Regions from separate parts of the Homo sapiens genome. Here regions 1, 2, 4, 5, 6 and 7 are each linked to region 3. Evidence: chromatin contacts called from ENCODE Hi-C or POLR2A ChIA-PET data. All regions are on one chromosome and are shown on one strand. The core of a region is the stretch at or near the end of the contact, and the rest is flanking DNA. Distances in the headings are between cores, read along the strand shown.

Region 1 (4,004 bases), core at 813-3,312, 500 kb after region 3:
AAGGAAATCCAAAGCTGGTCACCCAAATACCAACTTGAAGCAATTTAGCAACAAAGTAAAGGCCAGAGTTGGGATGGTAGCTGATAGATTTGAAGGGAACTTTGGGCTACTGGAGGATGAGATCTATGATGAAAATGCTGGAAAATCAACCATTTGCTTAAAAAGGTAAAGGCATTTGGGTTGTTTATCCTAGAAAAGACCGGATTGGAAGGAAGTATAGTTAAACTCAACTGTTTTATTTTGCAACAGGGAAGAATCTGATTGTGCCCAAGGAAGAGCTTCCTAACTGTGACAAAGGAGGTAAAGGAGGTGGTGACATGCCCATCCCTGGGAAATTTTAAACTCAGCTGGCCAGCAAATGGCTCCAGCATGGCCTGGTCTGGGAGTAGGAGACTGAAAGAAATGACCTCCAGCTGTCCCTCTCATGACCAAGGACCTCTGGCTTGTCGTGAGTGTTCTGGCCAGCTGCACAGCACGGATTAATGGGCCAAAGGGAGCCGCTCTCTGATCTGCGCTAAGCTTTTCAGGTTCTGTGGCCACCGCCATCAGCCACAGATTTAATGAGATCCGAGGCTTAATTACCACAGTGCAGGGCTGCCAGCACTCTCTCCTGATGACTTTATCTTGGCTCCTGGAAGGATGGGGGTGACAACAGTGTGTCGGCAGGAGAGGAGAGCCTAAAGCAGGGACTCTGGACCCTGGTGTTTCGGGGGGATGTGGGCTGCAAGAGTAGGGTGGAGGGGGCGACTGCAGGACTCAGTACCTGACCTCAAAGAGCTCACAATGTGTCAAGAGTTAAGACCTCTAATACAGGAGATACCCAAGGCAGTGTGAGTCGACTCACATGTGCGAGGCACACACAGATGTCGGCGGAAACTTTGGAGGCATGAACAAAGCTCCCAGAGGAGGGGCGCTGAAGGGTGGGGGGTGGGGCGTGGGGGAGTGCAGGTTGGAGAAGACCTTGAATGTCAGGCTAAGCAGTTGGGACTTCACTTCATAGGTAGTAGAGGGCCGTTGAACGTTTTTGAGCTGCCTGAACGATCCAAATTTCCTATAGAAGTTTACAGAACTCCTGAGGATGGGCTCTGCCTAACGCCCACTCCCCCGAGAATACTCTCCTTCCATCCCTCACACTTAGCTGCAGCCAGCACTGAACTTAATGCCATACTCTGAAACGTCCTTCACAGTCTCTGTACTCCTGGCTACGTTCTTTCCTTATATCGGGTCTCAATGTTAACAAACATCACTCCCTCTAAAAAGCCTTGCGGACACCGCCCTTTTCCCCCAAGCCTGGCCAGAGGCCCCTTTTCAAGGCTCCCACGCTTGCTGTGTCTCCCCATGAGATCACGGCTCTGTGCTGTCATTATTCATTTGTCTGAATTCTCTGCTAGACTGTGATTCTGTTGAGGCTAGGAGCGGTATCTTGTCCATCAGTGTCGCTAAGAACCAGCATTAGACAGTAATGTGGGATGGATGCGGCCCAGCAGATTACTCGGGTTCCTCCCCTTTCTCTGCCAGGGAGTCTTTTGAGGACAATGGAAAATCACAGGTGTCAACAGATGCAGGCTGGTAGGGAATGTCCCCTTAATTTGAATGATCAGTCTATTATTCTTACAGGAAGCAAAGTGTGCAGAAGACACAAAACAAACTCCAACCTCCTCCCACCTCCTTGAGAATAAAGCGAAGCGGGGACCATTTCTAGGCACGCCTGAGGACTATTTGAGGAGGGTGAGGCGGAGGGTTACGCACGGGACTAAGGCAAAACCCTCCGCTCGAGAGCAGAAATCGCGGCGGCACCTCTTCAGGCCACCAGGGGGAGGAATCACACCGCATCCCAGGCCTTGGGCGGTTTCGCACGACCACGCGGGGCTGGACGGTCGCGTAGAACTCTGGGAGGTGTAGTTTTAGAGTTGTAATGCGCAATCTCGCGCACTGTACATCGGGAATTGTAGTTCTAGATTGAGGAACGAGAAGTGCTTCCAAGCGTCCATTTTGAGCCTTGGAAACTACGACGACCAAAGGGCCACGGGTTCATGGGTCGTTTCTCATTTCCGTCGAGTTAAACGTCTGGGGCTGCTTCTGAGGAATCAGCTTGACTGGGTAAGTTTGATTGGAGAAAACACCTATATCTCAATTGAGCTTCCTGCAGACTTTTGTATTCTGGCCCGGTTTGGGGCCTCGGCGTCTCTCAGTCATAGGAATTGCACATTAATCTTCGTCCTTTACGTTTCCTATTCAGACACCTGTAGCCACCCGCTCCCTTGACCCTCCCACGGTCGCCTCGCACTTTTAACGGCCAGTGCCCCTGGAATCCCCACTGAGCTCCCGTCCCAGGACCCAGCCCCCGCAGCCCCACCTTGGACCCCACAGCCCTACCCTGATTCCTCGGCCCTACCTTCACCCTGCAGCCTCACATCCCTGAACCCCGGGCTTCTTTATGCTCCTCCACCCTTTGTGTACTTTACTCTTACTCTCAGTTTTCTGTTTTTCATGGCGGTGGAAGAAGGGTCCCCATTCCTTCTTTCCGATCCGCGATTACCCTGGACTCGAAGTCAGCAGACCCGGTTCTAGGCCAGCTCTGCCTCTCACCCTCTGTGACCTTGGGCAAATCATACAACTCTGGGACTCAGTTTCTTCCTCTCTAAAACGGAGATGACTGTTGCTCCATCAGTCTCAGGTGAGGAGTGTTGAGGAGCCAACAAGCTAGTATGTGTGAAGATGCCTTGTAAACTGTAAGACCTTCACAAGAGACAGAGATTATTTTTATCACAATTATTAATGCTCTGGAACACTCTTATCAGGCCTCTTCTCTAGCTCTGCCACCTTGTTGCTCAATCTCATCCCTCGAGTGCTTGGTGTCTTCATTGTCTACGAGCTGGATGATATTTCCTCACTTCCTCCAGAGACCAAAGGTCAGGCCAATGAGCTTTTAGTCTTCAGAGAGCTTTGTCTGAAAGGAAGCACAAGAGAAGTGCTTATCTTGGACTGTATCTTGAAATAGCCAGTGATGAAAGTGTCACACAGCTGGCAGAGCAGCAGTCCTCTGCTCACCAGAAACAGGGTCCCAGCAGGAGAGGACAGCTGCAACCTAAGCCCCATCCATTCCCTCTGGGCTCCTCTGGGCCTGTTCAGTAGACACTGGCTTTGGTAGGGGTGTCTGAGGCCTGAAAAGGCTGCTGGGAAAGAATCTGTTTTGCCAAAGGGCTTAATCCAGGAAAAATGAGAGACCTTGGCTAGGAAAGAGAGACATAGCATTGTTAATTAGTTCCTAACATTTTATAAGCACTGAAAATGCACCAGGCCCTAGGCAATATTTTCACTTACGAAGTATCCATTTTACGTATAAGGAACTTGAGAGGCATGTAGTTAAAATAATTATAGTTGCCTCCTATGGTTATAGTACCTTCTATCCATCGAGTGCTTTACATGCATTATTTAATCCTCATCAACAATCTCGTGAGTAGTTACTATTTCTTTTTTTTTGAGATGGAGTCTCGCTCTGTCGCCCAGGCTAGAGTGCAGTAGCGCGATCTCGGCTCACTGCAAGCTCCGCCTCCCGGGTTCACGCCATTCTCCTGCTTCAGCCTCCCAAGTAGCTGGGACTACAGGCGCCCGCCACCAGGCCCAGCTAATATTTTGTATTTTTTTTAGTACAGACAGGGTTTCACCGTGTTAGCCAGGATGGTCTCGATCTCCTGACCTCCTGATCCGCCCGCCTCGGCCTCCCACCGCGCCCGGCCCATAGTTACTATTTCTTTTTGAGACAAGACCTCGCTCTGTCACCCAGGCCGAAGTGCAGTGGCACAATCTTGGTTCACTGTGGCCTCCGGCTCCCAAGCCCCAGCAATCCTCCTACCTCAGCCTCCTGAGTAACTGGGACTGCAGTTGCATACCACCACATCCAGCTAATTTTTTTTTTTTTTAATTTTTTTATAGAGACAGGATTTTGCCATGTTGCCCAGGCTGGTCTTGAACTCCTGGGCTGAAGCAATCCTTCCCATTTG
Region 2 (4,131 bases), core at 229-2,728, 350 kb before region 3:
AACCAACCAGCCTTCTGATAACCCTTCACCTGGCACTACACAGACAGTAATGTGGCTGACATTTTCTCCTTCCATTTAAAAAAGACTATGTAGAAAAGAGGTCTATAAAATTGTGCAAAATACCCAGCATTAATAAACCCGTTTCAAGTATTGCCAGCATGAGCATAACCCACCCATGCCGGGACCTGGCTTGGGAGAGAAGTGGAGGGGCAGGCTGGGATCCCTTAAAGAGCTCTCCATGGGCAGGGGAAGGACCAGGCTCCCACTTCCACTGTGCTGCCCAGGAACTGCACAGGAGCTGAGGCTGTGGGTGCCTGGCTGGCTGATTTACCTTTGTCTGATACAGGCTGCCCCCACCCACCACCAACCCTGCCTTCTCTACTGGAGCCCCAACTCAATCCTATTGGCCAACTCCATAAAAAAGGGGGGAAAACCCCACCAAAAATCCCACAGAATAAAGGGAAATTATCACCAAGGGAATGAAGGAGCCCACAGACCAAAGCAGCCCATGGAGGCTTCCTCTCCACAGCCAGCTATCCAGAGCTGGCCACTCCTCAGTCCTGCTTCACCCTGAGGACCCTGGCTCAGCAAGGCCCAAGCAGTTCCCCCACCTGGGAGGCCTCACGCTCAGTTCACAGCCTCACTCACACAGGGCTCGCCCGGCACAGGCAAGGACTTGGTGTGGTCCCCTGGGTAGCCTCCAGAGGCTCTGGTCTCTCCTGGCACTGATCAGCTGGGGTACCTAGGGCCCAAGGCTGTGGGAACCTGGGTTTGGGGAGCAGAGGGCACAGCCACGGAACAGTTCAGGGAAAGCCACGCAGGATGGGAAATAAATATGAAAAGACTTGAGTCTTTGGCAGTTCTGCTTCCCTTGGATGGAATAGGGAGGGTCCCGGCAGGTGAGTGCGGAGGGTCAGACAGGCCAGCAGGTGGCAAGTACTGAGCCGTGGTCAGGGGTGGCCTCCTACCATGCTGGCATCAGGCTTGGCTCTGCAGGCTGGCTCATCGCTTCTGATGGGTGAGGGCAACACGGTGTCGGACTGCACAAATCCCCTCCGGTCAATTAGGCTTCCAAAACACAAGGGAGACACATGAGGGCTCTGCCCAACACTGAGGCTCTAGGCCAGGGGTTGGACGGCAGAGTCTATCTCAGCCAAGGAAAGGCCCAGGCTGAGAAAGGCTGAGGAAAGGAGAGCTGCTGCCCATCTGGGGGCCCAAGACTCTTACCTCTGGCAGGCCTCTCTCTGCCCTCTGGCCACCTGGCTTTTGGCCACAGAATTTATTCACTATTAATTCCAACTGGCCCACCTGTCTGGCTGCCAAGAAGCCAGGCTGCAGGTGAGGGAGGAAAGCAAGGATGAATAGGTATTTGATGACTATGAAATTCCTATGTTCCCTTCCCCTCTAGGCAGGCTGGGTGACAGGGATACTGGGTGGGGTAGGTGACATGACTGTGTGGGAATGACTTGTCTTAGCAGTACCCACAGCAATGTAATCCCCGTTCTGGAACTCTGGTGCCCCCTGGTGTCAGGATGAACAGGGAGTGACCCAGCAGGGCTGAGTCCCCAGGGTTCCTACTGCCAGGAGAGGATGGAGTCGCCACCCAGTCCAGGCAGTGGGCAACCGGAAGGGCAGTGTCATTCAAACATGGCTGAAACAGTCATGGTGGCTACCCCCGGGGAGTAGAATTACATGTCATATCCAATGCTCCTCTGTTTTACGTTTTGTACTTAATTTTTTTTTTCTACAATGAGCACGTGATTAAATAACAATTCTCCATGGAATTCCGTCACATGACAAATGCCCTCCAGGGGGTAGTGGACGGAGGGCATCTAGGGTGTAGGGGGAGGTCGGCTGATATCCAGGAACACTTTGATCACTGGCCAGGCATGGCCCTGTTACCCCTCTTCCGCACCCCGCTCACTTACCTGGGAGGTAGGGGGCCACAGAGCACAGCACAGCAGTTGGTGATAATACTTTTATGGCTGTAGGGGTTGACAGAGGCCTCACCGCCCCTCTTGCTGGACCACGAGCCTTTGATCTGCAAGCAGGAAGGAGGCCTAGGTCAAGTACCTCCTTTTGCTTCACTTTTCTAGGAGGCAGGTCTAGAGGCTGGGGACAACTGGACAATTCCGAAACCAATTCTGGTTACAGAAGGCGACATGTCTTTCATGTGGGCCATTCAATGAGAATGTGGGGGACCCCTGGCAGAGATCAGGAGGCCCCAAAGAGGAGATGACAGAGCAGAGCCCAAGAGAAGCATCCAGAGGAAACGTTTCGGATGACTCCTCCCTTCTCCGGCCAGCCACTTCTGAAGGAGGGTAGCGCAGGGGCACAGGGTGAGGGCTGACCTGCCTGTGAGCCCCGGCCCTGCTACTCACTGGCTACGTTACCTGGACAGATCACCACTTCGCTGAGCCTGAGTCCTCATTTGGAAAACAGGGAAAATAATACTAATTCTCAGATGACATTGCTAGGGCATTAGATTAATTCTTGCCAGATTCTCTAGCTCTGTGAAGTCAGCTATGGAAGGCACTGGAGAGTTTAGCAATAAAGAATACCTTGACTTTAACCTAGAGTTTTCTACACTTATTTGGCCACACACTCCTTTCTCTTTAACCTCTGGTAATGTGCTGCAGAACTGGCACCCAAGAAGCTACTGCGGGAGATACTGGCTGATGGCATTTCTGTTCTCACTGATCACCAGGCACACAACGCCCTGTCATGTGTGAAGTTTTGTTTCCCTGAATGAGAGGATGAGGTCTGGGAATGTATTTTCTGTTGGAGGATGGGTTGCTGGTAAGTATCAGATGGTGGGCCCTGAAACAGATGCTCTCATTTACTTTTTAGTGTTTGGAGGATGGGGAGGAGAAGTCAGGTCTGGCCTAGGACTGGGCACATCAAACATGCTTGTTGATGGCAGTCTGCAGGGTGGCAGGCAGGGAAGGTCAATGGAGCCCACTGGCCTGTGCCCTGTCTCCCCCAGGCGTGCATATTGAGAGGGGCAGCCAGGACAGGCCAGTGCCACCTTGAGAATAGTCACGGCTTTGCTGCTGACAGGGGCAGTGTGGAAGAGGGAGCGCATACCTGTGACTGGGCACCAACCTTGGCTCTGTCCCCTCCCAGCTGTGTGACCTCTCAGACATGGGACATGTCTCTCAGTCATCGAATGGGGAAAAAACATCCCTGTCCTTTCTGCCTCAGGCTTGGCAAAAGGACCCAAAGAAATGACGGGAACTGAAAGAATTCTGTAAGCGGTCATGTGCCAGCCAAACATCATGCGTGCTGTGGTGTGAGTACTGCCTCCTGCAGGGCTGTGGAGAAAAGCAACCTGGGACCTTGGGAGCCTGCACTGAGAGAATGAAGCATGTGGAGGTGTCAGAAGCCTGCATCGGACCCACCAGGGCCAAGCTGAGATGACTGGGAGGCATCTGGCTGCTTAAAAGGCATTATCCCAGCAGTCCGTGAGTCAGGACTGTGCTTGGCTGCCCCAGGCTCCCTCAGCCCTGCCTCCTCCTGAGGGCGCTGCCCTAGAATGAGGGGTGGCTCCAGGTTTACTCACGTCTTCATTAGTAGTCAGGTTGGAGGCGACGAGGTACGTGTGAAACCCTGAGAGGCCCAGAATGGACCAGATGGAGAAGAAGCAGATCACCAACTCCAGCACGGTGAGGGCAGTTAAGGACTTCAATGGGTGGAGGGTGGGGAGCCTCCCAGCCACACCTGGCCTGTCTCACCTATCCTTCCATGGAGCTGTTTCCCCAGAGAGCTGAGAAGTTTTGGAACCTTCCTGTGGCCCAGTCCCCACTTCTTAGCAGGATCACCTCCTGGGCCCCTCGGAAGGGTCAGGACCCCACTCAAGAGCCAGACAAGGTCAGGGTGATGGACGGCAGAGAAAACTGAGGGTTCCAATCACAAAGAGCCTTGGGCACGACACGGTCCAGGGAGCTTGGCATCTTAAGGGACATACTCTTTTCCAGGCCCCTGAAGACGAGGAACCCCCGGCCCCACAATGCCCCATTTAGGATCAGCTCTTGCCTGGGTGTGAACAGAAGAGCTGGCATGTTGGATTCTGGAGGACACATGTGAGCTGTACGCTGTTCCCTTCTGATTAGAGGATGAGGCAGGGCACCC
Region 3 (3,925 bases), core at 767-3,266:
AAATAAACAAAATGTATAAAACCAATCCCTTTCTCCCTACTTGCACGCGCGTGCACACACACACACACCCCCAATCCAACTCCAAAAAGCACTGCAAAAAAGCAAAAGCCTTTACCAAAGTTCTCGGGAGGACATTGCAAAGGGGTTACACAGCACATCTCACAGCAAGATGTTCATTCATTCATTTCTTAGAGACAGGGTCTCTGTCACCCAGGATAGAGTGGCTGCTCACTGCAGCCTCGACCTCCTGGGCTCAAGTGATCCTCCCACCCCAGCCTCCGGAGTAGCTGGGACTACAGGCGGATGACAGCACCTGGCAAATTTTGTTTATATTTTGTAGAGACAGGGTCTCTCAGTGTTGCCCAGACTGGACTCAAACTCCTGGCCTCAAGCAATCCCTCTGCCTCAGGCTCCCAAAATGTTGCTATTGCAGGCATGAGCCACACACAGAGCCCGGCAGAGATGTCCTTTCTTTTTTTTTTTTTTCCTTTTCTGTTTTCTCTGTCGCCCAGGCTGGAGTGCAGTGGCACGATCTTGATCTTGGTGGCTCACTGTAACCTCTGCCTCCCAGGTTCAAGCGAGTCTCCTGCCTCAGCCTCCCCAGCAGTTAGGATTACAGGCGCGCGTTTCCACGCCTGGCTAATTTGTTGTATTTTTGGCAGAGACGGGGTCTTGCTATGTTGCCCAGGCTGGTCTCGAACCCCTGGCCTCAAGCAATCCGCCCACCTCGGCCTCCCAAAGTGCTGGGATTACAGTTGTGCCTGGCCACTTTTACATAAAAAAAACTTTTCTGAGGGAAAAACAGGCAGGAAGAATTTCCAGGTATTTCCAGGCCGAATGGCAAAACAAGATATGACAGAAAAAAAAAGGGCCCCAAGGACTCTGCACCTCGGTCCTATCCCTGTGCAGTTTGAGCTCTTCAGCCCTCAAAGTGCCCTTCTGGCCACCACCTGGTCCTCTTTTGCAAAGACTGCACGAGAAAGGAGCCAGCCGAGGTGCCCTCAGGTCCAAGCCCTTGTGACCTGGAGCTCTTTCTCCATGTGGCTTGAGGTCCCAAGGTTTCCCCAATGCCAAATCCTTTTGAAACTGAATATGAAGGAGGGGCTCTGAGGGACCCCCATCGCTTTGCCAGGTTTTCAGAGCGCGGCCCACCCTGCAGTTGTGGAGAGAGGGAGTCGTCGCGGAGTTCCCAAACCGCTGAAGGGCAGACCTGGACCGTTCCTGGAATGTGGGAAATGAGTGCGACGGCATACTGGGGCTGCATCAGCCCGTCTCTAGAAAAACCATCGCCTCCAGATCTGGCCCCCAGATTGAGTCCCAGGATTTCCGGGCTGGTTCCAAGAACCTGATCCGGAAAATGGGCGCGGTTCCTGTCTCCTCCCCCTTCCCCTCGGGCCGGTTGGGCACAGTACTTAGGACCCAAATCTGGACCTAATGCCAAGGCCGCCCATCCAGCGCCCAGACTCAGCTGGCCTTGCGCTCCCTGAAGCCACTCGCGGGTACTGGGGACGCCCCTCCCCGTCCCGCGGCCCCTACCCCCACTTCCGCGTAGTCCCGGCTCCCGTCACCCCGCGCGCGCCCCGCGGGAACCCGAGCCCGCCGACCCCGCCCTTCCAGGCCCCGCCCCCGGTGACGCCCCGCCCCGGCACGTGCGCGCGCGTGGTCTGCCAGCTTCTCTGGCCCTGCAAGGCGACCCCTAAGCGCAATGTCCGGGACCCGCGGTCAGAGGGCCGGAGTGAGGGTGGCAGCGCTCAGGGAAGGAGGCGGAGGCAGAGGCCTCTTTCTTCCCCCGAGGTGGAGAGGGCCCCGGGTCGGAGGAGCGAGGGCCGCACCGCTGGAGCCCACTCCCGCCTCCTTCCCCACGGGCCGGCGCACTTGGGAGCTGGACAGGACGCTCTTCCTGGGCTCGGAGCAGGCGCGGGCCCGGGTTGAGCCGAGCCTGAGCAGGGGCAGGCTCTAGCTGGCGGCTGGCCAGATGCCCTCCAGGTGCGCAGCGCGTGACCTGCGGCAGGGCGGGGCGGCCCCACGAGAGTTCTTCGAGGGTGGCGGGCGAGTCACGTGAGCAGGGGTTGGGGTCCGCCGGATAATGGGGGATGCGGGAGCCCGCTGGAGGAGTGGAGGGGCGCCTTGGGGAACGGCGGTTAAGCCCCAGCGACGCTCCTGGCCTGGATGTCGGGCCGTATCCTTGTCGAGGCTGGGGAGCTGGGCCGAGGAGCCCCATCCCGCGGGCGCCGCCTCCCAGGTGGGGCGCGGAGCTCGGCTCTGCGCCGCCACCGTGTGGCCGAAGGGGGCAGCGCCTGCTTGGTGCCAGGAGGCTCCTCGGGGCTGACGGCGGGGACTCGCACGAGGCACCGAGGAGCCTCTGGCGATCGGCTTTCGATACCCTGCCCCCTTCCGAGCTAGGGTCCAGGAGTGGGGTTGAGGTTGCCATGGCGACGGGTGCGCGGGCTGGTATCTTCCTCTGGCTGCTGTGGGGCCGGGGCGTGGACACCCAGCATCTGCCCTCACCCTGCTCACTGAATCACCTTGGTGTGGACGAGGATTATCCTTCCCAAAAGCAGCCAGGCCTCCCAACAACCAACCAGCTTTTTTTGTTTTGTTATTTTTTTAAAAAAAAATAGAGATAGGGTCTCGCTCTGTTGGCCAGGCTGTCCTCCCAAAGTGCTGGGGTTACAGGCATAAGCCCCCGCGCGCAGCCCCAGCTTTCTTTTTTTTCTTTTTGCTGGAGTTAAGCAGTATGATCTCGGCTCGCTGCAACTTCCGCCTCCAAGGTTCAAGCCGTTCTCCTGCCTCAGCCTCCCAAGTAGCTGGGACTACAGGCACGAGACACCACGCCTGGCTAATTTTTGTATTTTTAGTAGAGACGGGGTTTTGCCAAGGCGAGGCCAAGGCAGGTGGATCACGAGGTCAGGAGTTCAAGACCAGCCTGGCCAACATGGTGAAACCCCATCTCTACTAAAAATACAACAATTAGCCAGGCGTGGTGGTGCGCACCTGTAGTCTCAGTTACTCGGGAGGCTGAGGCAGGAGAATTGCTTGAATCCGGGAGGCAGAGGTTGCAGTGAGTCCATATCATGCCACTGCACTCCAGTCTGGGCGACAGAGCAAGACTGTCTCAAAAAAAAAAAAAAAAAAATACCTAGGGCCCCCAGCTGTAGTCATGTCCCATTCTGGAAAACACTACCATAGGGAATTACTGGAAGTACCCTGGGGAGGTAGGATGAAGCCACTGTTGGTTGAGCAAGGTTGTCTGTGTATCAAGTAAGGAGGCTTGCTGCTTTTCATAATTCTTTCTGAGCCCCAGATCTATCAGCATATCTGATCTTAACCTTCCCTGCTGGCAACACTTCGGTGACTCCCAGTTCTCTTCCAGACAAAGAGCAAATGTCTTAACATGGCCCGCAAGGCCCTTTGGGATCTTGAGATAGGTCCACCATGGCTCCACTGGGCTGGTGAATGAGGGAATGAGATAGGAGAACCAAGAAACAGGGAGGACTTCCTGGAGGAAGTGACATTTGAGCTGAAATCTCACCAATTTATGTGCGAGAACCAGGTGATGGTGGTGAAGCGCTTTCTAGGGAGAAGGAACAGCGTGTAAACAGTTCCTGAGACAGGAGGAAACCTTGTGCATGTGACCACCTGAAAGAGGCCTGAAGAAGAAACCGGAGGAATCTGCAGAGGCCAGATCCTGAGTGCCTGGCGCATCACAGACTGTGATTTTTTTTTTTTTTTTTTGAGACAGTCTTGCTCTGTCACCCAGGCTGGAGTGCAGTTGTGCCATCCATGGCTTACTGCAGCATCGACCTCCTAGGCTCAAGCAATCCTTCCACCTCAGCCTCCCTAGCAGCTGGGACTACAGGTGTGTGCCACTATGCCTGGCTAATTTTTGTATTTTTTGTAGAGCCAGGGTTTCCCTGTGTTGCCC
Region 4 (3,857 bases), core at 3-2,502, 390 kb after region 3:
AACAATATCTATTTAGTTCTAGGTCATTTTTGCCAACAAAGATCCTGCATATCAAGGGGCTCTCTGACAGAGTTCTTGGGAATTCAACTTACTGAACGGTTTAAAGGCGAGGGCAAAGGCCCTGCACAGAAATGCTCATGTGTTGAATGGAGAAAGTCTAAAGTGGGCTTCCTCAGCGCCCAAAGAATTTCTAGATTATAACCAACTTCATGAACGAATTCTCATTTGTAGATTGTGACCACGGGCTAGAAAAGTAACCTGAGATTGTACAATATTTATTCTGTACAGCTGGGGAAGCAAAAGGCTACTGACCCTAGAGCCTGAGAAGTTGGGATCCACTGCTTTAAGTCTACAGGATAGATTTAATAAAAAGAAATGACTTCTGAGATTGTGTTCAGTCCCACTTCCTCTAACTGGACACCCACCCTTCAAATCGCTACTGAATTTCCTAGTGTCTAATTTCCTGCCACAGAATCCTCTGCGCCGGCTGCACAGCAGACGAGCTTTCCTGCTCTACGGGGATCGCCAATCACATCCACTCAAGGTGGTTCGTGTCTCTGAAGCAGTGCCATGTCCTCTCCAGCCTGGTACAGTCCCCATGGGGAAGAGCACCTTCCTGAATAGGGAGGAGAGAGGTGTTTATGAAACCCGTGGGATCCCGGATCCAATGATGCATCCGATGCGAACCTAAGTGACTTTCGACCGAAAGTGGCGGGCCCTCGCTCCCGCTGCTCTAACCAGGCGCTGGGACGCGAGCCGGCCAGGCCAGACACCTGCCGGCGCCCGGGAAGGGCCAGTCGCGGCCAGAGGTGTTGCCCGACGCGGCGGCTCAGGCCGCGCTCATTGGCCAAGTGTCAGGCCCTCCCCCTCCTCGGCCGTGCTCAGATGAAGCCCGGAGGGGAGCCTCCTGAGCCCCTTCGCTCTGAGGAGCCAGCCCTGCAGTTGCCTCAACTCCTCGGGGCTGGGGGCTGAGGGCCGGGGGGAGGTGGCCCCGGTATGAGAGGAGGCCGCGACTGGGGTCGGTGGCCTGAGGAGCGCAGGGCCTTCCCCAGGATGACTCCGCTGACACGTCTGTGACAAGCCTCCCAGGGAGGGAGGCACATGCAGGGCCATCGGCTCTGCAGCAAGACCTCTCCGCCACGCCGAAAGGCCAGATTTACCTCAGGGTAGACGCTGCCGCTTCTCCCTCTCATGGGCTCTGCAGGCCGCCATTATCGGGCAGCTCGCGCCTCCGCTGCCGCCGCCTCCAGTCAGCAGCCGGCGCGCGCCCCCGTGGTGCGCGCGGACACACCCCCTTACGCCGACGGCCCCGCCCCCCTCCGGCTTTCCGTAGCGCGAGCCGGGACGTTCCGCGCCACCGACGAGGCGCGCGGCCGGCGCTCCGCTCGCCTCCTCCCTCTCTCGAGGATTTGCAGAGCCGGGAGTCGTCGGAGGTGTGCGCGCTCCGGAGCGCACCACTGGTGCTGCTCCCCGCAGGGGTGGCCGGGCTCGGGAACCGCGAGGCCACGCCACGCCGGGGCTCGGCCACCCTCCAGCCGCAGCGGGCGCTCAGGGCCCGCGGCCCCGGGGACCGTCTGCAGCGGCAGGTCCGGGCCTGGGGCTGCGCGCGCCCGGCCGCGGCCTCCCCTCCCTCTACCCGCCCCCTTCCGACCTACCGAGCTGCGGGCTGGGGTGCGGGGCTCGCTGGGGTGGAACGCCCGGTGCATCTTCCGCGCGGGTCTCGGGTGCCTGCGGGGCGCGGTGCTCTTTGGCGGGCCTGCGGGGAGGTGCGGCCCGACCAAGGAGGCCTGGCGTCCGCCCCGCCGGGAGGGAGACTGCAGCTTTTCTCCGAGTCACTGAGCCATGTTTGCGGGCGGTGCAGTTGCGGAGACGGCGGCGGCGGCGGCGGCGCGGGGCTGGGTGCGATCATCTGGGAGGATGCCGTCCCCTGCCCCGCCGGCGCGGTGGTATCTCCCTTAAAGAGGCCGGCGCCTCATTGTTCCCCGGCTGCGGCCGCAGGGAGCCAGGGCCACCTCCTCGGCGTGGGGAGTGAGGGCGCGGAGGCGCCTGCACCTGGCTGCGGTGCCCACGGCGCCCCCCCGCGAGGCTCCTGGTGGAGGGTTGGTCTGCAGTCGGCGCAGGGGAGAGGCCTTGGTCCGAGCCAGGATCCACCGCGCTCCTGCCGCTCTCGGGGCTGGACAGTCAATGGGGTCCCCGCCGCTGCTGCAGTCGCTCGGCTGCCACACGCTGTTAGTCAGATCCCGCACGCTGTTGGCCCCACAGCCAGCCCGGGGTCACTTAGGACCGCATTCCTCAGTCATCCAGTTGTTAGATCAGTAAGCATCCGCCAGAAAAGTCCATTCCTTCTTACTCGATTTATTCTGCACCCATTACTTCTCAGCAGGGTGATGATTCCTCCTCCCAGCGCTCGCTCTGTAAGGCACGATGTACAAAAAATCCCTGTCGCTGTGCTCAAAGATCAACTCATTTTATTTTCTGTCCTTTATGCCCCTTCTCCCGAGAGTCTGGCACTGGGTTAGGTCTTTATATAAATGATCTTGCTTAATCCTAACCAAACCCCACAAGAGTAGGTTTTATTATCCTGTTTTTACAGGTGAGGAAACACCTCTGCCTCTTCTCACTGAAGTGTCTGTTTTGGGATGTGTCTACCTTGAATACCCATTCCTGGTGTAACACACCCTCCCCTTAAAAAAAAAAAACAACAACGGTTCTGTAATCTGTTCAGATTTTTGTCCTGAGTGCCATCCAAGTGTCAAGTCTTCAGCTGTTTGCTGGAAACACTGGTGTCAGCCAAGACTTATTTCCCGCCCTCAAAAGTAGAGGGAAAATATAGAAGGCTCTGCGTAGACAGCTAACTACCTGTGTGGGTTATTGATCCCAATCAGGGGAGGGACCTCTCTCTCGATCAAAGTAGCGTTTTCATTTTGTCTCAGTCATTAAATATCATAGGAACCCTTGCTCTTAAGTCAGCTGCAGATGAGATTTGAAATCCACTCTCGCCCCCAGTTTAGGCTCACTGTTAAGTCTGTGAGGGGGGTTTAGATCTTGTGGGACCTGAAACTTAAATAATTTGGGGTGTCCTCCTGAGGAAAAATGTTATAAAATGGCCCTGTGAACACATATCTGGAACACTGGAAAGGGTCCCTATAAGTAAAGGACTCTGAAGCTTAAGATTCATTAGTTTCAGGGTAAATCTGCCTCCTGCTTATTATGTCATTTTTTTTAGCCTTTAGGCCTCCTGGAGGACTGAGAATTCCTAGGGGCAGGAACCTTGTCTGTGATTCATCTCTGCAGCCTCCTCAATCTGATATGGTATCAAAATACACCTAAGGCTAGCATTCTCATACATAGCTGGTGGGAAGACAAAGTGATATAACAGTTAACAAGGAAATTTGGCAATATATAGCAATATTATTTGATCCAGTAACCCTAGATCAAATACTAGATTTCGAGGAATCTATCCTAGTAATATACTGGCAAACACACACACACAAAACAACAAACCTGTATGTACAGGGCTGTTCATTATGGCATTAATGAATAGCAAAAGATTGGAAACTGCTCACATGTCTAATGATAAAGAACTGGTTGAATAAATTATAGTACATACACAGGATAAAGTACTATGCAGCCATGAAAAGCTATGTGGAAGAGGCCTGGCATGGTGGCTCACACCTGTAATCCTAGCACTTTGGGAGGCCGAGGTGGGCAGATCACTTGAGGTCAGGAGTTTGAGACCAGCCTGGCCAACATGGTGAAACCCTGTCTCTACTAAAAATACAAAAATTAGGCGGGTGTGGTGGCACTTGCCTGTAGTCCCAGGTACTTGGGAGGCTGAGGCAGGAGAATCTCTTGAA
Region 5 (3,757 bases), core at 643-3,142, 470 kb after region 3:
GTGGCTTGTGCCTGTAATCCCAGCTACTCGGGAGGCTGAGGCAGGAGAATCGCTTGAACCGGGGAGGCAGAGGTTGCAGTGAGCTGAGATCACACCACTGCACTCCAGCCTGGGTGACAGAGCGAGACTCCAGCTTAAAAAAAAAAAAAAAAAAAAAAAAAGGAGACCATCACTGCTGTCCTGCATTCTTACAGATGAAAAAACAGGCTCAGAGGTTGAATCGTTTTCCTGAAGTCAGACAGCCAGTGCAGGCAGGTCTGGGATTTCTGCCTCATTTCGGTAGACCTTCCTCTACAGCAGGGTCTGGGGGCCTGTCGGTCTGCGCTGCCTGTTGGTACAATACAAACCCCTGGGACCAGCAGTGCCCGGCCCATGGGTGAGGACATGCCAAGGCAGTTCAGTGTCCTGGGTGTCACAGCTGTGATTGGAAAGGTGCCTCTTTCACCTGGCTGGGCCTGGCATCCAGCGCCCTCCCCACCCTGGGAAGGCTGCCTGGGCCCCAGCTGTATGCTTTCCCACCCACCCTCAGTTCTTGACTCCGGGCCGGACTGCCTCTCCCCCACCTCTTTAATTTCCAGTCCGCCCTGTACCTCAAGCATCTCACAGCACCACGCCTCCCAAGGGTAACCCACTCTGCCACTCAGCTGTGACTGGCTCTAGGGAGGACCTGAGTCATCCAGGGGCCCGCCGAGGTCAAGCTGGGGGGTGGGGGTGGAAGGCCTTGGAGAGGCCTAAGGGGACAGTATGTTCCTGCCAGTGAGACAGTCACGGGAGTTTCCAGAGCTGCCAGGCCATCAAAGCAGGAAAACACCTGACACCCTGGACCTGGGCTGGACCCACCACCCTCACCCTCTGGAGTCGCACGCGCTCCCAGGCGAGCCCTGAGCCCTGAGCCCCTCCCTCGAGCAGCTGCTGTAAGGGTATTTATAGCCTGGAGCGTGAGGGGGCAAGGACACGCGCTTTATTTCGGAAGTGATAATTCCAGCTCCAGGTGGGTGAACCCCGGAGGACCTAGTGTCCCCCCCCAACTCCATTCTCACCTATACCGCTCGGGACAGTCCCTGCTCGCGCCCAGCCCACCTAGAAACAGTCCCTTCTTGCTGAGTTCCAAGTGTGCAGGCGAAAGAGATGGGGCTGTTCTTCAGATTTCTCTTCCCAGCTTTCAGCCCCCGAGCTGCCCACAGCGCTCACCCTCCACATCCCGGCCGCCCTCTGGACATGCGGGTGAAGAGTGCGGCGCGACGCTGACCTCTAGTGGTCGGCCTTGGTAGTGCAGGGCAGACGGCCGAGGCTGAGCCGCGGGCCGTGCGGGGACAGGCCACTTGTTCCCATCCCGCTTTCCTCGCCCCACTCCTCGTTTACCCGCACCCCTCTGCTCCTTGGTTGAGGCTCAAGGATTGAGCCTGACAACCCAGGCGTCTTTGGGTAGTTGCCTTCCCGGGACTAGGAACCCTAGGAATGGGTGGCGGGGTGGGGCGGGGACAGTTCTGTCTCTCCGCTCACCCTGTCCCGCCGCCGCCCTCATAGGGCCAGGCACGCAGTTAATGTCTGCCATCCATCTATTCGTCAAATATTTGCGGCACACCTGCCTAGCCAGAGAGAAAAGGACACGACACGACCCGCCCCCCGGGGCTCGCAAGCCAGTCCTGGGGCCTGACCGTGCGGGAACCGCGGCAAACACTGGACTGCGAAAGCGCAAAGGAGACCGAACCCATTGGGGGCGGAGGGGGAGGAGGGCCAGGCAAGTCCCTGGAGGAGACAATGCTCTGAAAGACGAGCAGAAGTTAGCTGGGTGGAGAAGCGGAGAGCGGCGCTCCGGTCGCGGGGCTCAGCCTCCGCAGAGGCTCCGCGGCTGAGGGCGAGCAGGAGAAGGTAAGGCCACGCCCCCCTGTTGTGATTGGCCAACCGGGGTCCGACGTGTGGGCCCGCTGGCTGACATGATAGGTTCTCCGGTGTCCCAAGAGCGGAGCCCGCCGGCAGGCGCCGGGCCCCCTGGGAGCTGGGCTGCGACCTCTGCTGGGGTCTCCGCGGGTCGCCCCCCTAGGGCTTCTCCAGGCTGCGGTACTTCTTGCGCTGCACGGACACCGGGTCCTTAAACAGCACCGGGTCCAGACGCAGACGAGAGGACAGCAAGGGCATGTGGCCGAACGCTGCCGCTATCTGGTTGATGCAGTCGGGGGCTGGGGCAGGCGGCTTTGGCCTGGGCCCCGGGCCCCCAGGCGCCTAAGAGGGAAAGAAGCAATGCATTAACGGGCTTCTCTGCCCTTCCGAACTCCCCACGCCCGTGCAGCAAGAAAGACTGGAATTAGACAGTGAGAGGGAATCCTCTCCGGCATCCCCGCCCAATCCCTGCCAGTTCCGACCAATCCCCCTCAGCCCTCACCAGTGGAGCAGCCTCCTGGCGCTGCTTGCCATAGGGCACCTTGATAGGGGGCAGCTTGGTGACTGCTGCTACTATGAAATTCATCAGGACGTCCACACAGGTGGGTGCCTCATCTGCCAGGGTCCTCAGAGCCTTGGGCAGGGAGTGGGTGAAGAGAGTGTGGTAATACCTGGGCAAGAGGAAAAGACAGGGAGAGGCTGCAGCCAAATCCATCCCCAGGCCCCATTCTCCTCCCTCCTGACCTCACCTCTCCCTTTGACCCCCATCCCCAAGCCTCTGAGCCCTGGCTGCCTCAGAGAGCTCCCATCCCTGGCGTGAACAGCTCTCCATTGTGCTGTGCCCCGTGGCTTATCTGCAGTTAGTGGTGTGTTCCCTGCCCTCTCCCTCACAGCTCCTTGGGCCCCCCATCCTTGGGCTCTGAGCGCTGAACTCAGAGCCAGAATTAGATGGGTTTGGATCAGCTGGTTTCAAAGCCATCAAACATGGAAGCCCAAAGAACAGTTGTGGATGAACCAGGCTGATACCGCTCCGGGTGAGCTCACTTCACACGGCCCTCAGACAGGCCAGCCTCATCTCGCAGACATTAGGTAATTCTTCACTCTACTGAGAATTCCCTGCAGAGCTCCTGAGTAATCTATAAGAGGTTCCACGTTATGCATATTTGATTTAAACATGTTTAAGGAACCCCTCTAAAGAGGTCTTACAGAATTCAGTCTCTGCCCTAAGACCGGAGCACTTCAGGCAGCTTCTGGAAGGTCTGGGATGTTCCCCAACTCATAACATCCACATTCATAAAGCATCAGGACTATTTTCTTGTCACCCCACCACCAGCAAACCCACACACTGCCCTTACTCACTGCATGGCTCTACTTCAAATAACAATAGCTACCATTTGTGGAACCTCTGTGCCAGGGACTTCATTTAATGTTCACACCAGCCCTGGGAGGTGAATCCATCCCATTTTACAGATGAGAAAACAAACTCTAGAGAAGTGAGGAGATTTGCCCAGGATCCCACAGCTGGGAAGTGGCAGATCTCGGCCTTGAACCTGGATCCCTGGGGTCTAGGCCACTCTGCTCCGTTCGGGGTGGGGGTGGGGTCTCTGGTCCTCTGATACTCTGATCCCTGTGCAGGGTAGGGGTCTGTACCTATGGTAGAAGGCGGCTGTGGTGAGAACCATGGAGAATTCGTTGGTCCTCTCAGCAGTGTAGCCCCAGCCACCATGGGCCTCGTCCCAGAAATGGCTCGACGTCAGGAAGCCCACCATCCGCTCTGGGAAGCTCTGCCACACCAGAAAGGCAAAGTCCACCTGGGGAGGGACTCAAGTGAGCTGTGAGGAAGGACCTCCTAAATGCCTAGAACATCCAGGGAAAT
Region 6 (4,181 bases), core at 399-2,898, 270 kb after region 3:
GTAATCCCAGCATTTTGGGAGGCCGAGGCGGGCGGATCACCTGAGGTCGGGAGTTTGAGACCAGCCTGACCAACATGGAGAAACGCCGTCTCTACTAAAAATACAAAATTATCCGTGCATGGTGGCGCATGCCTGTAATCCCAGCTACTCGGGAGGCTGAGGCAGGAGAATCGCTTGAACCTGGGAGGCGGAGGTTGCGGTGAGCCGACATCGCGCCACGGCACTCCAGCCTGGGCAACAAGAGCAAAACTCCGTCTCACAAAAAAAAAAAAAAAAAAAAGAATTACAATCTAAGTGTGGAACATCATGCTTGGCAGCTGTTAAGAGAACCACATCAAGACAAGAGAGGATTTGAAGGGATACACAGACAGCTGACACAGACACACGAAGGATCTCACACCATTACACTATTTTCACCGCCTTGATCATTCATTAAACCTTGTGAAAGAGAAGCCAAATCCTTGACAAGAAGTTGCCTTTACAAAGAAAAGTCGTGAGACATACAAAACCACCAGATCACTATAAAGCAGACAAGGTTTGAGGGCAAATAAATGAGGCCTGGCTAGCTTCATCGTCCTTGTATCACCACCGCCCCCTACTTATCCCAGTGTTCAATTCATCAACCGAAATTTACTGCGTGCCTACTATGCGCCTGGCTCTGAGCCACGTGTTGGGAATGTACTGGTGTAAAGGATCGCTCTCATTAACTGAGGTGAAGTAAGCGTTGAATATACTGTTGAACAAATAAACCTGAACACACTAACTTTCAGTTCAACCAAAGCACCAGCTCCTTCTCGCTGAAGGAAGCTTCCTCACCTTCCGCCCTACTGACATTTTGGGGGATTTTTCTTTGTTGTTGGGGGCGTCCTACACACAGTAGGCTGTGTAACAGCATCCCTGGCTTCTTCGCACTAGATGCCAGTAGCAAGCCCTGGAGCTGTGACTATCAAAAGTGTTTCCAGACATCGACCAATGTCCCCAGGGAAGCAAAATCGCCCCGGCCGAGAAGTACCGGGGTAAGGCCCCGCCAAGTGCTTTCCGTCCCACAACCTTAATTCTCTACACAGCCTTCCAATCTCGGCTCAAACTTCTCCTCCTCGGGGAGGGCTCCCTGACCTCTCCGACTAGATCCGCGCCTTCTGTTTTGCGCTCTTTGTAAGATTTCTCCACTCTACCCTCACTGCGCGCCGAGGGATTACCCCGCTTAACGTCGACTCCCAGGGCTGTGCGCTCCGCAAGGGCAAGGAATGCGCCGCTCGCTGTGTCCCTGGCTATCGGCACAGGGCCTGGCACGCAGGTAAAGTGACTGCCGTGGGGTGAACCACGGACGGCAAAGCAAGGCAACGGGGGAAGCGAGGGGAATGGGACGCGAGAGGGCGTATGCCGGGGCACTGGCTTCGGAGCCGAGGCGCATGCGCTTCGCTCTCCCCGGCCCCTCACGGTGGCAGGTCGCGAGCGTCTGAGGCTTCGCCGGAGCTATGGGAGGAGAGGCAAGGTCGGCCACTAGGACTGAGGCTCCCGAAGGAGGAAAACTTACACGGGCCTGAAAGCGGGCGGCGAAATCCCTCACTCGGGAAGACTGACTGCAGCCACCACGTCTGCGGTGAGCGGTGGTTCCCTCCCTCAGCTCCTCTAACGGCCGTTGCACGCCCGCCAGGCCGCGCGCCACAGAACGCGCGTCGTTTGGCCCCACCCCGTTCTGCCGCCTCTGGCCAATCGGGAGTCGAGCCGCGCCGGCTTCCCGCCCCTTTCTATCCTCTTCTGACCAATCGGCAGCCGAGCCGCGTCGGTATCCCGCCCCCACACGCTACCCTCTGCTCAGAGAGCCGGACGGATCTTTCTGCGCATGACCACGTCGCCACTTGGCTCCTTCTCTGCCCCTTGCCGCGTTTTACCTGTAGGTGGAGCTCTGCTCACCTAGACCTGGAGGGGCCCTGCTGGGCCTGTGCAGGTTGGGAAGCTGGCGGCCCGCGGGCGGGGCTGGGGACACGAGAATCCCACTCAGCTTGCCTCACCCTCCTTCCATTCCAACGCCGGTCTATCAGTTCTCACACCTGAAGCAGGGGTTCAGGTTGTGACCAGGAGTTAGGGTGTGGCCTGGGTCACTGACTAGTCAGGGTCAAGGCTTGGTCTGGGTTGGACGCAGTGGTCAGCCTGTGACCAAGGTTCAGGTTGAAGGGTAAAGGATCAGTCCTGCCTCCCTCCCCAAACTTGGTCCACAGGAAAAGGAACTGTTAAGTCCATTTGCATTAATATGCGCTTGAAGAGTCAGACAGGAAAATTGTTTGAAAGGAGAACAGAACCATCAGCCAAAGGAATGAATCTCAGATAGTGAAATTCTGGGTATCTAGAAACCTGACTTGGCAGGGAGAGATACTAAAAAATTGTATAGGAGGCCGGGCGCGGTGGCTCATGCCTGTAATCCCAGCACTTTGGGAGACAGAGGAGGGCGGATCACGAGGTCAGGAGATCGAGACCATCCTGGCCAATATGGTGAAACCCCGTCTCTACTAAAAATACAAAAATTAGCTGGGTGTGGTGGCGCATACCTGTAATCCCAGCTACTCGGGAGGCTGAGGCAGCAGAATCGCCTGAACCAGGGAGCCGGAGGTTGCAGTGAGCCGAGATCGTGCCCCTGCACTCCAAAAAAAAGTTGTATGGAAAAAAAAAGTTGTATAATTTCTTAGCTTTAAGAGCCAGACAAAGTGAGTTCATTACTGAATAAAAGTCACTCTAGAGGAAAGACCCTAGGGATGTGCCCCAAGGTTGTATCCTTTGTCCTCTCTTTTAGTATTTTAAGATAAGAATATAGAAGACATAAAATAGCAGATTTAATGGATAATGAAAATGAACCTGGGTATGATATGAAATTAGGACCAGAAGCCTCTGTTAACGTAAAGGCTAAAAAAAAAAATGTTAAGACAGGGTGTCTAAATGAATAAATTTATGGACTGAAGGGTAGAAAGCTAGAAAGTGTTAGTCCTGGCCGGGCACGGTGGCTCACGCCTGTAATCCCAGCACTTTGGGAGGCCCAGGCAGGTGGATCACTTGAGGTCGGGAGTTTGAGACCAGCCTGTGGCCAACATGATAAAACCCTACTAAAAATACAAAATTAGCCAGGTGTGGTGGTGGGCACCTGTAATCCCAGCTACTGGGGAAGCTGGGGCAAGAGAATCACTTGAACTCAGGAGGAGAGGTTGCAGTGAGCCAAGATCACTGCACTCCAGCCTGGGCAACAGAGCGAGGTTCTGAAAGAAAGAAGGAAAGAAGGAAAGACGGAAGGAAAGAAGGAAAGAAAGAAAAAGAAAGAAAGAAAGAGAAAGAAGAGTCAGAAAACATTGAAAGGCTTCCATTTCTTTTGTGAAAGGCATATGTGAGGAGGGAGGGAACAGGGGCATCTAGAGGACTGAGAAGAATTAGGAAGATGTGAATTGCTGATACAGAGGATAGAAGAGAAATCCGACTGGAAACATAGTGGAAGTGTTGAGATTTAAATTTACAAATAGCAAACAGTACATTTGTACAGTTCTTTGTAATAGATATCTATAGTTTAAAAGTAATTCCATTATCTACTGTCAATTTTCTTTTTTGTTTTGTTTTGAGACAGAGTCTTGCTCTGTCACCCAGGCTGGAGTGCAGTGGCACGATCTCAGCTCACTGCAACCTCTGCCTCCCAGGTTCAAGCAATTCTCCTGTCTCAGCCTCCTGAGTAGCTGGGACTATAGGCACCCACCACTACACCCGGCTAATTTTTGTATTTTTAGTAGAGACGGGGTTGCACCATGTTGGCCAGGCTGGTCTCGAACTCCTGACCTCAGGTGATCTGCCCGCCTTGGCCTCCCAAAATCCTGGGATTACAGGCGTGAGCCACCGTGGCCGGCCCTACTGCCAATTTTCAAATGTGAATGACTTGTCATATGTATATATATACATATATGCTAGTCAGGGTTATTGCACAGTCTGAGGCTAGGGTCAGGGCTTGGTCTGGGTTGGAGGCACTGGTCAGCCTGTGACCAGGGTTTAGTTTGAAGGGTAAGGAATCAGTCCTGCCTTCCTCCCCAAACTTAGTCCCCAGGAAAAGGAACCATTAAGTCCATTTGCGTTAATATGAGCTTGAAGAATCAGACTGGAAAATTGTTTCAAAGGAGGAACACACACACACACACACACACACACACACA
Region 7 (3,979 bases), core at 474-2,973, 420 kb before region 3:
CCGGGTCAAAGCAAGAAGGAGGAGAGCAAATGAAGCCACTTCAAAGGAGGATAAGATGGATTAATTCTGGCTGGAGTACAAGTGTAGCCAACGGTTTGAGTATCAGATGGACATATATTACCTTTTGACTTTGCAGAAGTTTCTTAACTCTGTACAACAGGAATAAGATGCAGTACCTATTTCTAGGGACCTGGTGAGGATCATGAGGTCAAGGAGGTGAGGCCTTTAGCAATGTATGGCACAGAGCAAGAGACCCACTGGCAGAGGGTAAACACCTTACAAATAGGAACCATGAACCATGGCTTAGTCTGTCTGCCACCTGCAATGCTGGGCACCAGATATGGCTAAAGGTACATAATCAGTAAAATTCTTGCTGAATGAAACAATCTAGTGGTGACTCAAGGTCAGCACACACAAACCCTTTATTTGCCCAAGAGTGGGTCTAAATCTGATTAAATCTGATGCTAGAACATATCTCAATGGTTTCCGTTCTTGCTTCTAGACAGTTTTTCAATTTGCTCAAAAATGAACTCGCTCCCAAATCCAGTTTTGTGCGAACAGTTTAGAGGAATGGAGACAGGAAGGCTTTTCACACTTGCAAATGAGAAACACTCTCCCCACCACAAAGGGCTTAGAAGTCCTTGGTCACCAGACACCTAGGTTACATAGGAATAGAAAGTTCAATGGAAACCTACCTCCAGTAAGACACAATCAGCCATGGACTCTGGGAAGCACACTGACCTGTCTAGGTGAGAACCATGTTGCATGATCTAGGCAAATCCTTGCCACTTCTCTGGCTCTGAGAATGAGAGTTCTGATCCTGACAGACTTTTCTACCGTTAACTTTGTGTTTGTTCCAAAAAAACCAACTCCAGAATCTGTAACAGTTGGCCCTTATTGTCGAGTGTGGGACACACATCAATCACACGACAAATACTTGTTGAATGAAAAAGCCTTATTACTGAGAACTTACGGTTCTTAACTACTCTCTGGAAACCGGTATTCGCAGCTGTCTCACAGATAAGGAAACTCAGGCTTGGAGAGATGTAAAGGTTCCAAGTTGGTAGGTGGTGGAAACTAATCGTGAACACAGGCCTCCTATTCCCCCATTCAAGGCCTAACAAGACCACGTGCTAACATCAGCCCGCTCCCCTACCACACACATTCGACGGCTCGCCCCAAGCCTTGGTGGATCCAAATCACGATATTTGCGACGGTTCTTACTAAGGGATGCTCCTTGGAAGCCGCCATCAAAGTGGAAACGGGGGTGGGGGCATATGTGAAACTAAAGGGGGATCCTAAGCTCAGGGATGCGATAATTTGCTACTACTGAGGGGCGCCGGGGGCCCGGGACTGATGCGAACCGGGTGAGACCTGCTGGCGGGTGGCCAGGCCGGAAGCTGGGCGCAGTGAGAATGTAGGGGCATCCCAGAAGCCCGCGAGCCGCTGGGGTGGGTCTCAGCCCTCGAAGGCAGAGAAGGGCGGAAGGAGCGTGGCCAAGGCCGCCGGGTGGGCCGACGCCGCGCGGGCCGTTACCTCCTGCACGCCGCCCTCGTGCTGCTGAGCCATGGCCAGCAACATGCCGTCGAACCGCTCCTCCTCCTGCTCTCCGCCCATCGCGCCGGCTCCGATCCACGTCCCGGAGCTCTGCACTCTAGTCCCGCGCTCTCTACGCTCCTGCGGGTCGCGCCGGGCCCAACGACTCTAGTCGTCCGCCTTCCGCAGCGGAGCCGGAAACACGCACGCGCGCGGCTGCCCAGGCCCGCCTCCACCTCCTCTCTTCCCGCCTTCCTCCCGGTTTGCGGCCATTGACCGTGCGGCAAGCAACCCGCTTCGCCGACCATTGGTCGACATTCGGAGCCAATCAACAAGCGCGTCCACGAAGCGGTAGGCGGAGCCGTGGGCCCGAGAGTTTGGCATGAGTTGCTATGGTCACCCGATGCCGTGGAGACTTCTAGAAAGCCCTGGACTCAAATCTGGCAGGGTTGGAAGTTAAAAAGGGACAAGTTTTGCCCCTCTCCCTTGCTAGCGACCCCCCCAGCTTGTAGAGCAGTGAAGCTGAAAGTAGCCTTACTCATCTCTTCCAATCCTAGAAGGGACTTACCACAGGACAGCCTCCTCCTCATCGACCTCACTGCGTACTTGACTAGGGCCAGCTTCATGGGAGTACAAATTGCAGTCGCACAGCACCCAGGCTTAGAAAGGCTCCACGCTTGATTTCATGGCCTTCTGTTATAGTCTTGAAATTCTTAATAATTTTGGAATAAGGAGACCCACATTTTCATTTTGCACTGGGCCCAGGAAATTATGACAGGTGCTGAAATTGACCTTCACTTCTGTTAATGCGGGGACAGGACCCAGCCATCCAAGCTAATCCCTCCACTTGTGCAATGAATCTCATCATCTTAGTCTTTTCAGGAACTCTATCCCTGTTAATTATCCCTTTTTTTAGCTTATGCATCACAAATATCTTTCTTCTTCCCTTCAATTTACAAACACGCTTTAATATCTTTTTGTTTGTTTTTAGAGATGGGGTTCTTGCATTGTCACCCAAGCTGGAGTGCAGTGGCACCATCTTGGCTTACGGCAGCCTTGAACTCCTGGACTCAAGCCATCTTCCCCACTTCAGCCTCCAGAGTAGCTGGGACTACAGGCTCACATCACCACGCCCTGCTGTTTTTTTTTTTTTGTTTTTTGTTTTTTGTTTTTTGGTAGAGATGGAGTCTGTGTTGCCCAGGCTAAGTCTCAAACCCTGGTCTCAAGCACTCCTCCTGCCTCAGCCTCTCAAAGTGCTGGGATTACAGGTGTGAGCCACCATGCCCAGCCCTGTTTTTATATTATTATTCCATGGCCCCACTTTCTTCTGCTGCTACCTCTCCAATTTTCAGCTCTCATTTGCAGCAAACTTGTTTGCTTGTTTTTCTACTCCCTCACCTCCCATCTCTCTACAGTATATTCTAGTCTATCTATTCTTCTTTTTTTTTTTAGACCAAGTCTCACTCTGTTGCCCAGGCTGGAGTGCAGTGACACGATCTCAGCTCACTGCAACCTCTGCCTCCCAGGTTTAAGTGATTCTCAGCCTCCCAAGTAGCTGGGATTACAGGCACCACTACGCCTAACTAATTTTTTTTTGTATTTTTAGTAGAGGGGTTTTCACCATGTTGGCCAGGCTCGTTTCAAACTCCTGACCTCAAGTGATCCACCTGCCTCGGCCTCGCAACGCGCTAGGATTACAGGCATGAGCCACTGCGCCCGGCCTGTTCTAGTCTATTTTTTAAAGGCTCTGATATGGTTACAGTGCTACATATTGCCAAAGCCAATGAACCACTATTATCTTACTCAACTTCTCAGGTGCATTTGACACAGTTGACGCCTTCTTCTTTCCTTTTTTCCTTTAGGTTTCTCTTTTGGTTGGAATTGCGTGTTCCCCACTTCAGACTAGAGACTTCTCCCTTTAGATTAGAGATTCCTGGAGTTGATCTGTGTCTTCTCCCTCAGACTGAGGGCTCTTGAGGGCAGGGCCTTGCACTTGCACGGGCCCATCCTAGGCACTGGGAGCAACCCCAGCAATGTCTTCATAGCGTCAAATACATATTTTTTTTTCTTTTAACATGCAAAAGCAAAATTCTAAAATTGCAATTGGTTAAGACTACTATTTCTTCCCACTCTATCTCACTTTCCCTTGAATCAGGTGATATCAGAGATGCCATGAGGATTTGGTGATCCAGCTAAGGTGAAGTTGAGTTGGAAATACACTCAGTTTGGATTGATTTGGTGGGATATAGCTGGGTGGCTGGCAGTCACTTTTGTGTATAGTTAAGTCATTGTGAGCTGTCCTGGTGTGTGGAAAGGGCTTCCAGGAATATTCCTACCATTTGCTGTACCTCATGACCCTTGCTGTACAGGATCAGAAGTCTTATCCCAATATAAATGATTCCCAGGACAACTGGAAGTATGTGAGCAGTGAAAGAAACAAGTT

The links. Hi-C counts contacts between places; a loop is a spot of excess contacts on that map. ChIA-PET counts read pairs that join two places held with the same protein, here RNA polymerase II (POLR2A). Pooled maps may share reads with other maps.
Region 1: a loop to region 3 is called in a pooled map, with 23 times the contacts of the local background. The contact joins the promoter of PAFAH2 here to the enhancer-like site in region 3. A Hi-C loop is called at or near these places in 6 of 50 pooled maps. POLR2A ChIA-PET finds 5 or more read pairs at or near these places in 2 of 52 experiments (GM10248 and activated CD8-positive, alpha-beta memory T cell).
Region 2: a pooled map shows a loop between it and region 3 (2.4-fold over the local background). The contact joins two enhancer-like sites. A Hi-C loop is called at or near these places in 4 of 37 single-sample maps with no recorded cell type and 15 of 50 pooled maps. POLR2A ChIA-PET finds 5 or more read pairs at or near these places in 16 of 52 experiments (CD4-positive, alpha-beta T cell, GM12878, H1 and 10 more).
Region 4: a map of CD4-positive, alpha-beta T cell shows a loop between it and region 3 (6-fold over the local background). The contact joins the promoter of PDIK1L here to the enhancer-like site in region 3. A Hi-C loop is called at or near these places in 1 of 168 maps with a recorded cell type or tissue (CD4-positive, alpha-beta T cell), 1 of 37 single-sample maps with no recorded cell type and 9 of 50 pooled maps. POLR2A ChIA-PET finds 5 or more read pairs at or near these places in 4 of 52 experiments (CD4-positive, alpha-beta T cell, MCF 10A, activated CD4-positive, alpha-beta memory T cell and 1 more).
Region 5: a loop to region 3 is called in a pooled map, with 6 times the contacts of the local background. The contact joins two enhancer-like sites. A Hi-C loop is called at or near these places in 5 of 50 pooled maps. POLR2A ChIA-PET finds 5 or more read pairs at or near these places in 2 of 52 experiments (activated naive CD4-positive, alpha-beta T cell and common myeloid progenitor, CD34-positive).
Region 6: a loop to region 3 is called in a map with no recorded cell type, with 18 times the contacts of the local background. The contact joins the promoter of CEP85 here to the enhancer-like site in region 3. A Hi-C loop is called at or near these places in 1 of 37 single-sample maps with no recorded cell type and 9 of 50 pooled maps. POLR2A ChIA-PET finds 5 or more read pairs at or near these places in 3 of 52 experiments (B cell, CD4-positive, alpha-beta T cell and WTC11).
Region 7: a loop to region 3 is called in a map of naive thymus-derived CD4-positive, alpha-beta T cell, with 20 times the contacts of the local background. The contact joins the promoter of NUDC here to the enhancer-like site in region 3. A Hi-C loop is called at or near these places in 1 of 168 maps with a recorded cell type or tissue (naive thymus-derived CD4-positive, alpha-beta T cell), 1 of 37 single-sample maps with no recorded cell type and 10 of 50 pooled maps. POLR2A ChIA-PET finds 5 or more read pairs at or near these places in 4 of 52 experiments (CD4-positive, alpha-beta T cell, Caco-2, GM12878 and 1 more).

Annotation. Positions count from the first base shown.
Region 1 is chr1:25,996,121-26,000,124 of GRCh38, reverse strand. It overlaps PAFAH2 (platelet activating factor acetylhydrolase 2), which reads left to right and starts at 2,062. Exons shown (of 11, transcript NM_000437.4): 1 at 2,062-2,100. RefSeq lists enhancers at 1,917-1,966, 1,977-2,066, 2,237-2,316.
Region 2 is chr1:26,850,663-26,854,793 of GRCh38, reverse strand. ZDHHC18 (zDHHC palmitoyltransferase 18) reads right to left here. Exons shown (of 8, transcript NM_032283.3): 6 at 3,563-3,665; 7 at 1,929-2,041; 8 at 1-1,068. The coding sequence ends at 951. Among named protein-coding and RNA genes, the nearest start is that of SFN, 10 kb to the left of the region's middle. RefSeq lists a silencer at 1,387-1,446 and an enhancer at 1,061-1,562. Within about 2 kb of position 1,478, at least 3 of the 41 ENCODE cell types and tissues checked have a DNase peak (open chromatin) inside an H3K27ac peak, as active enhancers do.
Region 3 is chr1:26,498,707-26,502,631 of GRCh38, reverse strand. No RefSeq gene overlaps it. Among named protein-coding and RNA genes, the nearest start is that of HMGN2, 28 kb to the right of the region's middle. RefSeq lists enhancers at 1,129-1,188, 602-1,259, 1,219-1,288 and silencers at 1,469-1,958, 2,169-2,348. Within about 2 kb of position 2,016, at least 38 of the 41 ENCODE cell types and tissues checked have a DNase peak (open chromatin) inside an H3K27ac peak, as active enhancers do; they include B cell, CD4-positive, alpha-beta T cell and GM12878, where a contact is called at or near this core.
Region 4 is chr1:26,109,219-26,113,075 of GRCh38, reverse strand. It overlaps PDIK1L (PDLIM1 interacting kinase 1 like), which reads right to left and starts at 1,252. Exons shown (of 3, transcript NM_152835.5): 1 at 1,161-1,252. RefSeq lists enhancers at 489-598, 979-1,208 and silencers at 1,259-1,898, 1,959-2,238.
Region 5 is chr1:26,033,631-26,037,387 of GRCh38, reverse strand. EXTL1 (exostosin like glycosyltransferase 1) reads right to left here. Exons shown (of 11, transcript NM_004455.3): 9 at 3,532-3,692; 10 at 2,384-2,552; 11 at 924-2,223. The coding sequence ends at 2,041. It overlaps SLC30A2 (solute carrier family 30 member 2), which reads left to right. Exons shown (of 8, transcript NM_001004434.3): 8 at 1-136. Among named protein-coding and RNA genes, the nearest start is that of SLC30A2, 11 kb to the left of the region's middle. RefSeq lists enhancers at 1,075-1,174, 1,455-1,594, 1,605-1,694, 1,705-1,774, 2,273-3,003 and silencers at 1,807-1,970, 1,915-2,214. Within about 2 kb of position 1,892, at least 29 of the 41 ENCODE cell types and tissues checked have a DNase peak (open chromatin) inside an H3K27ac peak, as active enhancers do.
Region 6 is chr1:26,231,667-26,235,847 of GRCh38, reverse strand. CEP85 (centrosomal protein 85) reads right to left here and starts at 1,648. Exons shown (of 14, transcript NM_001319944.2): 1 at 1,538-1,648. RefSeq lists enhancers at 780-829, 920-979, 1,300-1,449.
Region 7 is chr1:26,919,487-26,923,465 of GRCh38, reverse strand. NUDC (nuclear distribution C, dynein complex regulator) reads right to left here and starts at 1,723. Exons shown (of 9, transcript NM_006600.4): 1 at 1,537-1,723. The coding sequence starts at 1,617. RefSeq lists enhancers at 915-1,456, 1,577-1,696 and a silencer at 1,827-1,976.